Linked DNA regions of Homo sapiens: region 1 is linked to region 2. The links are chromatin contacts, found by Hi-C or POLR2A ChIA-PET in ENCODE. All regions are on one chromosome and are shown on one strand. The core of a region is the stretch at or near the end of the contact, and the rest is flanking DNA. Distances in the headings are between cores, read along the strand shown. Region 1 overlaps SUSD6 (sushi domain containing 6). Region 2 holds the start of PLEKHD1 (pleckstrin homology and coiled-coil domain containing D1).

Region 1 (3,968 bases), core at 721-3,220, 190 kb before region 2:
TATAGAAGCAAGGTGAGCAAAACTGAGGCCCCCAGGTAGGTGTGAACTTAAGCACGGCAACAGTCTCAGCTTCTGGAAACAGTGTCAAAGCCAGTCATTAAAACCATCTTCAAACCATTCTTCCAGTAAATGAAAAAGCTGAGTGCAGTTTCCAGTTGTCTCAGATTAAAGCAGAGGGGTGGGGGGGAAATGAGAAACAGAGTCAGGGTTTCCAATTACTGCTAACAGGAGGGTGTTCAGAAGGGAGGAAATTAATGAAATCATCAAAAGCCTGCTGATTTTACTTCAAATGAATCAAATCAACTTTAATCTTCCCTGTTTCAACAGAGACTTCAGGCTAGTCAGTGCCTGAGCTACCTGAAAGTTGCCCAGGCTGGATCAGAGGGGCTAAGTAACAATTAACCAAGGCCGAAAAATTTGTTTTGCCCCTTCAGATAGAGGCTGAAAAGACAGGGCCAGGCAGGCTGTACTAACTCTAATTCTCTCCAAGCCAGGAGTCTTCTGGCTTGCCAATACAAACACCATCAGGCTCTGGTGGGAAATAAAGGCTGAAAACGGGGTCAAATTCAATCTGAAGAACAGCAAATTCCCCTAGGACAGTGAAAACATTCCCAGCTACCCTAGACAAAGTGGGCAGAAGAGACAAGGAGGAAGAGTGGGGAGCTCTGGAGGAACCCCTCACATAGATGGCTTGCATAGGGTGTTTTATGATTGTCTTGTGTATACTTTTAACCCCCAAAGCACTCGACGTACATGCTAGCTCTGCCAGAGTGCTGAGGAGTAAAAATGAGTACAAAGGAAGCAGGGAAGGAAGGATGGAAGCGAGGAGGGCAAAGGAAGACAACTGTACCAAGTTAAGAAGAAGCGAGAAAAGAAGAGGTAGCTGGATACAACCGCTTATTCCATCCATCCAGTAAGCATGCACACAGGCCTACCATGAGCCACACACTGTGCCAGGCAGTGGGGAATGTCGAATAACAATCCTGAGCACCCTGGAAACCAGAGCTGATCAGACAGCCTGTGAAGCTGGCAGTGGGGTAAGATAGGCAGGCACGACAGTGATGCAGTCATTCTCTCTGTAGGCAGGTGTTATGGCAGCAGCACAACTGCAGGTGCCAATGACTCCAAAAAGAAAAGTTATTCTCTCCAATTCCCAAACTTGTCTCTAGTTTCACTTTTGGCGAGCCAGTCTCTGGATGGGATTCTGATCAACAGAAGTTCTCATACACGGAAAAAATAAAAAACAAGTAACAAGCCAGCAGAAGTTCCTGACCCTGAGGAGGAAGCTGTCAGGGTAAATCATTAAAGAACCCAGAATATCAGAGCACAAAAGGCACCAGAGAGCTAGTCCACACTCACATTACCCTTGAGTAACATGAGGTGCCTTCAGTTACTGTCCATTAGAGGCAGTGCTAGGGCCGATGCCCAGGACCCCGGCTCAGGGTCCCGTTCTTCATACCACAGAGCCCAGACTGAGGAAAGGCATCCGAAAATGCAGACTTTTAGAACTCACTGCTGCCTCAGGGGGCAGAATAGGAAATGAAAATGATCCAGCCCCGGGGCTCACCAGGTCTGGCTCCTTGCTGTAGGGTAGTATGCAAGGACCAGACCAGCATGGAGAAGAGATACATCTGCCAGCATCCTCCCTTAACCTCTTCTCAGTTTTATTAGGTTGGCCCACCTGCAGTAGCCTATTTCTGAGAGGGCCACTTGTCTCCCTAGTGGGTTCAAGATTTCTCCACCCACTCTGTCCTCACCTCAGCAAAATTTGCTCTGAAAAGAGTCAGACAGGTTTTTTTCAGCCCAAGTATAAATTGGTGGTTCTCAAAGTTTGGTCTTCAGACCAGCAGCAGCTGCTGCTTCATGTCTACCAAGTTCTTCTTTAGGGAACTTGGTAGACATGCACATTTTTAAACCACATCCTAGACCTACTGAACCAGAAACTCTGGGGATGGGACCCAGCAATCTGTGTTTAACAAGCCCTCTAGAGGAATCTGATGCTAGCTCAAATTTGAAACTCACTAGTGCAAATAACCTCCAAGGTCCAGCCTGTTGGTTCTCTCATGAGTATGTGCCTCTTCACTGGCACACCTGAATGACCTCTAGAGTTTCAAACCTGGGAGCCCACACATCTGCCACTGGAGGAAGGAGGAACTTCCCAACTCAGTATATCCTCCTCCTGCTTCCAGGGTTCAAGACTCTGTGCAAGAGAGTACAAAAGGTGAGGACGGAACTGCCCTTTAAGCCTTGACCAGAGGCAGGGAAGTACAAGCTTGGAAAAAGGTCCTGATGACTCTGAATGGCCTCACCTAGTACTGTGAACAAAACAGGACCTTTTCATGCCAGCTCTAGGCTGGTGAGACCAGCCTTCGGAAGGGACACAGGTGGACCAATGCACCTAGGCCTTTCCTTGACTGGAGAGTCGGCCTAAGGCTGATCTGCTCAGATCCCACCCTGCCAAACTGGACTGCAATACTTGGTCTGCAGCAAAACTGGCCTGAGCAGGACACTCGGGGGTGCTCTGTGAAGTTTCAACATGAGACCTGAAGAATACACCAAGCACCTGCTGTGGGTCCCCCTGACACTTCCTGGTACACATCAGAGGGGAGAGTGTGTTCCCACTGCCATGTGCCAGGCAGTTAGCACTGTGATGCAGAACCTGGCATCTCAAGTACTTCCACCACAGCCTAATAGGACAGAATGAAGAAATCTGCCAGCCCCCTCTCTGCTTCCCTGTTCTTTGCCCCAAAGCTGCTCTTCTTAGCCTTCTGCTTCTCCAGCTCCTATCAAGTTTCATTTCCAGCAGGAACTCTGGCTTCTCAGAGGAAAATGACTGACTGACTTCTAGGTCATTCAAAATCCTGACTATGACAGCCTTGTCTGACATGACCAATTATTCATGAAAAAAAAAATTTTAATGATCCCTCCTCTCTCTTCTCACCTTCTTTATTCCCAGGAATGAGGCATTATCACATTTAGAAGTCCAAGCTTTAGATTTCGATTCCATAGGTTTGGGCTTCAAGCTCAAGATGTGGGGGTTTGTTGGAAACTTGTGTTTGATCTTGCATACAAAGGGGGGCTATTAAATGCCAGCCTCCAACCAGGGATGGATGGTGGATTAACCAGTTAGTGTTAACGAAGTGCTCTGAGCAATTCAGAAAAGAGATGCTGACTGAAAAAATAGTATTATAATAATCCATTCCATTGAAATAGACTTTTATTGTTTACCCGGGACTTTTACATATATTATCTCACTTAATCCTATTATTCACAATCTTAACTATTCCTCCAAGGCCAGGGTCTGCGTTACTGGTGACAGATTTTCTGAATGCCAGAGAGAGGAGCCAGTTGAACAGCAAAGCCTCTAAACTGCCTAACAACAAGGTATTGAGAACAATAGCACCAAGAAAGGGTTCCTTTGCTGAAAGCCACTCAAAGAAACCTGAGACACATCTCTGCTGGAAGTCACAATAGTTCTCTGCACCCCTGAACACATCAAATCACAGACAGTCCTCACCCCAACTTCTCCAATTACCCCAGCCTGATCCAAGAGGACAAATCCTGGAATACATCTGAAGGGCCCAGACGCCAGCTGCTCCTCCACTCTTCTCCCTTCCCCAAGCAATTAAGAACCTCTGACACCCTCCAGCCTCCCCATGGAATTTGTGACGCCAGATAAGACCCACATGGGACCCCACGCGGTACATCAGACTTGCTGAAATAAGGAGTCTTTGTCAGACATGCCTCCTACGAGTTGGCTGAACTGAGGCCAGGTGATGAGAGTCAAGAAGCATGCACTCCTGTGGCCTGTCCTGAGTGACCTCTTCCCTCGGACCAGAAGGGCAGCCTCACCTAGCCCATCACTTCCTGTCCCATAGGCAAATAGGTGCCCACTGCTATTCTTCTCATCCCCAATCCTCTCCCACAAATTGTACCTAAAATTAACATCCTCCTTCCAACCCTCTTTC
Region 2 (3,597 bases), core at 640-3,139:
CTGGAGCTGCTGAGGCAGAAGAAAGATGGGTGGTGGGGGGAGATATTCTGCTAATTGTGCTTGAATCTACACACAGCCTTTCCACCCCAGCTCTCCTGGCCCTGGGGGCTGTAGCTCACATAGCACAATACTGGAAGCTCCCCAAATACACTCCATGTTGCTCCAAGCCTTCATTTAGGGGGTCAGAGATAAGCTGAACTTTGGAGGAACTCAAGAAGCCTGTATCCCATTAAATCCCAGAGAGAAACCTGTCAGAAGCAACAAAACAACATGAAACCAGAGATATAAAATGTGAGCTACTGTCCACAGCTCCATTTGTTCTGCGGTCTTATAGAAACATTAAATTATTCATCAGAACAGAACATCAGCACCCACCACTACCACATCCACATGATCTGTGGTCCTGGGAACATTGGAGGCCCCCTCTGCTCAGGGGCAGACTCATAGAGTGTGGGATGGGGAAGGGGCATCTGGATACCCCTGGTTTCCTGGAAGGGTCACACCTCCGCGGAAGGGCTGGACAGGGTCTGCATTCTCCAGGCCATACCAGTAGTGAATCTCAGAACTGAAATTGACTGGAGAGTGGAAACTGTCCAGAAAATGGCCCACAGCACCTGCAGCCAGTTGGGAGCTTCCTGCAAGTCCAGGGCTGTGAACTCCCTCTTCCCTCAATACCTCCCAGGCTAATTTGTAAGTGGAGAGTGGCTACCGATGTCCGCGGAGTCGCGTCTGAGTTGGGGACCAGGCAGCTGGGGCTGAAGGATGGTTGGGACTACCCTGTCTCTCTCCACCACCCCTTTCAGAGGATCAATCCTTGGCAGAACCAATCTATCCCCTCCTTCACTCCAGCTGCCTCCCTCCTTTCCAGCTCCTCCGTCTGAAGCACTAGAATCTCTCTTCCCTGTGCTCACTTTTAAAAAAATTATTTCAAGGGACAGTTGGAGGGGTTGCCAAGGTCACTTCCCCATGGACAAGCACCCTTCCTGGCCCTTCCTCCCTCCTTAGCCTGAGCCTTTCAGAAGGGCCAGGTCCCTCTCCGTCTTAAGGGTGGGTGGTTGGCGGGAGGGAGACACTCAGGCCCGGTCCTCGCGGCCTGGGTCAGGGGTTGTGAAGACGATGGAATTGACAGTGGGGGTCCCGGGGTTGGGGGCATCTTTGGCTAGAGATGGAGTTTCTGCCTCCCCTCAGTCTGGCCTGATCTGACCTAGCTGGGATCCCACCCCGACCACGGTCTCTTCTGCCCACACCCAACATTCCCACTCGAGGGTCAGGTTCATTCCATAGAGAATTTGCCACCGCCCCAGGGCAGGGGCCCCATCTCCATTCTCCCGGCCCAGACTATGGTCCACATTTTCCTGCGGGAGCCAGTGTAGAGTGAAAAGGGGTGACGCCAAGGTCACACAGGAAAGCAGAGGCACGACGGCGACTGGAGGGGGTGGGAGGGGTAACGACGCCCAGGCTCTCTCCCCGGCGGTCTCCTTGGGGCGCGGGGGCGCACTCACCGCCGGGACCACTTGGCCGACGGCCTGCCGAAAGGCCTCTTCCACAGCACGCCGTAGAGCTGCACTTTGGTGCTGATATCCAGGGCGTCCGAGTCAGCCTGCTCCAGGGACGGCGAGGGCGACACCGAGTTGGACTTGGACGTGAACATCCTGCCTCAGCGGGGCTGTGCCCGGCCCGGACCCCACCTCCCCGGGGTCAGCAGGGACTCGGGGCGAGAGGCGAGGGCGGAGCCGTCGGAGAGCGTCCCAGCGAGCAGAGAAGCAGAGCGGCCCGGCCCGGAGCTGCAGCATCAAAGCGCGCTGGGCACTGGACGCGGCACCAAGGGGGCGCAGGGCGCGTAGCCGGCGGCTTGGGCTCCGGATTGCAGAGGGCCGGGCGGGAACTCCGCGGGGAGGGTGGCTCAGCCTCGGGCCGGCAGCATCTCCTCCCCTCCCGCCCTAGCCACCCACCCCCCCGGCGACAGCCCCAATTCTGGTGGCCCCGATTGGCTGGGAGTGGCAGGTGAGCCGGCGGGAGGCCGGCCTCGGGCGCCAATCAGGGCGGGCGCCGGCTGGAGGGCCGGGCTCCGTGCGTCCAGAAGGTCCCTGCGGGTCGCAGGGCCCGGGGACTTGGCCGCAGCGCGTCCCCGTCCCCGCCCCGCGCGCCCAACACCACCCCGGGGTCCCTCTCGGCGAGCAGCGCCGACATCGAGACGAGGGCCACGTCCGCTTTGCAATGGGGTTGGAGGCACTCCTGCAGACACCTGCTCGCCTCGGGGTGGAGGAGAGGACGGAGCTAGGGCGTAGGGTCACACACTCCGGCCTGGAATTCCACCGCAATTCCTACCGCTCCGTGAACTGCGGCGGTCTGGCTTTTCTCCCCAGTGAAGTGGCGATGCCTGATGCCCCGGGCAGGCGGGTGGCCAGGTAGGACTTCAGGAAGTGCCCAAAGTGCCCGCATGGGGAGGGGCTCCATCAAGATTGGGTTCCCCCCAACCCTTCCCCCTCAGGTGGGTTTCACTGTGCTCCGCCGCCGCCGCCTAGCGCGCATCGGATCGGATTTCTCTTCCTGGAACCTGACCGTGTCTGTGTCGGCATTTGGCACTCAACGCCAGTCTGGAGCTATCCGTGCAGTGTGTGTCCGTGATTTATCTGCGCGCCTGGCCCGCGCTCCCTGGGACCAGCTGTTCCATCCGCTTCCGCTCCTTTCGGAGTTGGCGTTTGGGGTGACCGGCTCATTTTCAGGCCAGGGAGATGCCGGCCGGGCCCCAGGGGACCGCCTCCTCCCGGCAGGTGGAAATGCTAGGCTGGCACAGCTGCCTGCCCCGCGCCACCTGCCAGGCGTGGAGACCGCGCAGTGAGCGGCCGCCCGCCAGACCACGCCGCAGTCGCGCTTTTCCAAGATGAGGAGCCAAGGACGCCTCTGGAAGTCGGATTGCAACAGAAGTTTACAAATGGTTAGCCCGAGAGCCAGATCCACATTGCTTTATGAATTTGCCCCAAGTTTTTAAATTGAGGTATACTTCATGGTAAAATGCACACATCTAAGTTATTTCTTTGATGAAGGTATATAAGATGTAACCCCACCCAAAGCAACAGACAGAACATTTCCATCACCTGCAGAAAGTTTCTTCATGCCCCTTTATAGTCAATCAGCCCCCCAACAACAACCACTTGTATCATTCTTACCACCTCTGCACAGTAGACTTAAGTCTTTGAATGTAATGCCTAAAGGCGCATCCCCACAGGCCCCATCATCCCCTATTGTCTGACCTGCCTGGCCCCTCTGCAGGCATTTGGATGTGTGACGCCCACTAGATGTTCCCCAAGGCCATGCTAGATCTCCCCATTTTATGACTCTAGCTAATCATCACCCTGGTACTCTTCCCTTAACCCCCTCTGGGGTTCCCAAGCTCAGACAGCATCCCCTTGTTGCTCACTGTCAAGAAGTGCCCATCTGAATTCCTTGCACTTCTCTCATGGCTCAGGCCCCCATGCAGAACATCTCAGGCCAAGCCTTAACACAGGGCCCGGGGCTTGGCTCCATCAGGTGGGAGGAGGTGGGACTGGGAAGATGATGAGAGCCCGGGGCCAGAGTACAAAGTGGACATTTTCT

Evidence for each region. A loop is a pair of places that touch in the nucleus more often than their neighbours do. ChIA-PET counts read pairs that join two places held with the same protein, here RNA polymerase II (POLR2A). Pooled maps may share reads with other maps.
Region 1: a pooled map shows a loop between it and region 2 (2.2-fold over the local background). The contact joins the enhancer-like site here to the promoter of PLEKHD1 in region 2. A Hi-C loop is called at or near these places in 1 of 50 pooled maps. POLR2A ChIA-PET finds 5 or more read pairs at or near these places in 2 of 52 experiments (IMR-90 and activated CD8-positive, alpha-beta memory T cell).

The regions. Positions count from the first base shown.
Region 1 is chr14:69,671,258-69,675,225 of GRCh38, reverse strand. All of the region lies in intron 2 of SUSD6 (sushi domain containing 6), which reads right to left. Among named protein-coding and RNA genes, the nearest start is that of SUSD6, 62 kb to the right of the region's middle. Within about 2 kb of position 1,970, at least 6 of the 41 ENCODE cell types and tissues checked have a DNase peak (open chromatin) inside an H3K27ac peak, as active enhancers do.
Region 2 is chr14:69,483,020-69,486,616 of GRCh38, reverse strand. PLEKHD1 (pleckstrin homology and coiled-coil domain containing D1) reads right to left here and starts at 1,889. Exons shown (of 13, transcript NM_001161498.2): 1 at 1,503-1,889. The coding sequence starts at 1,651.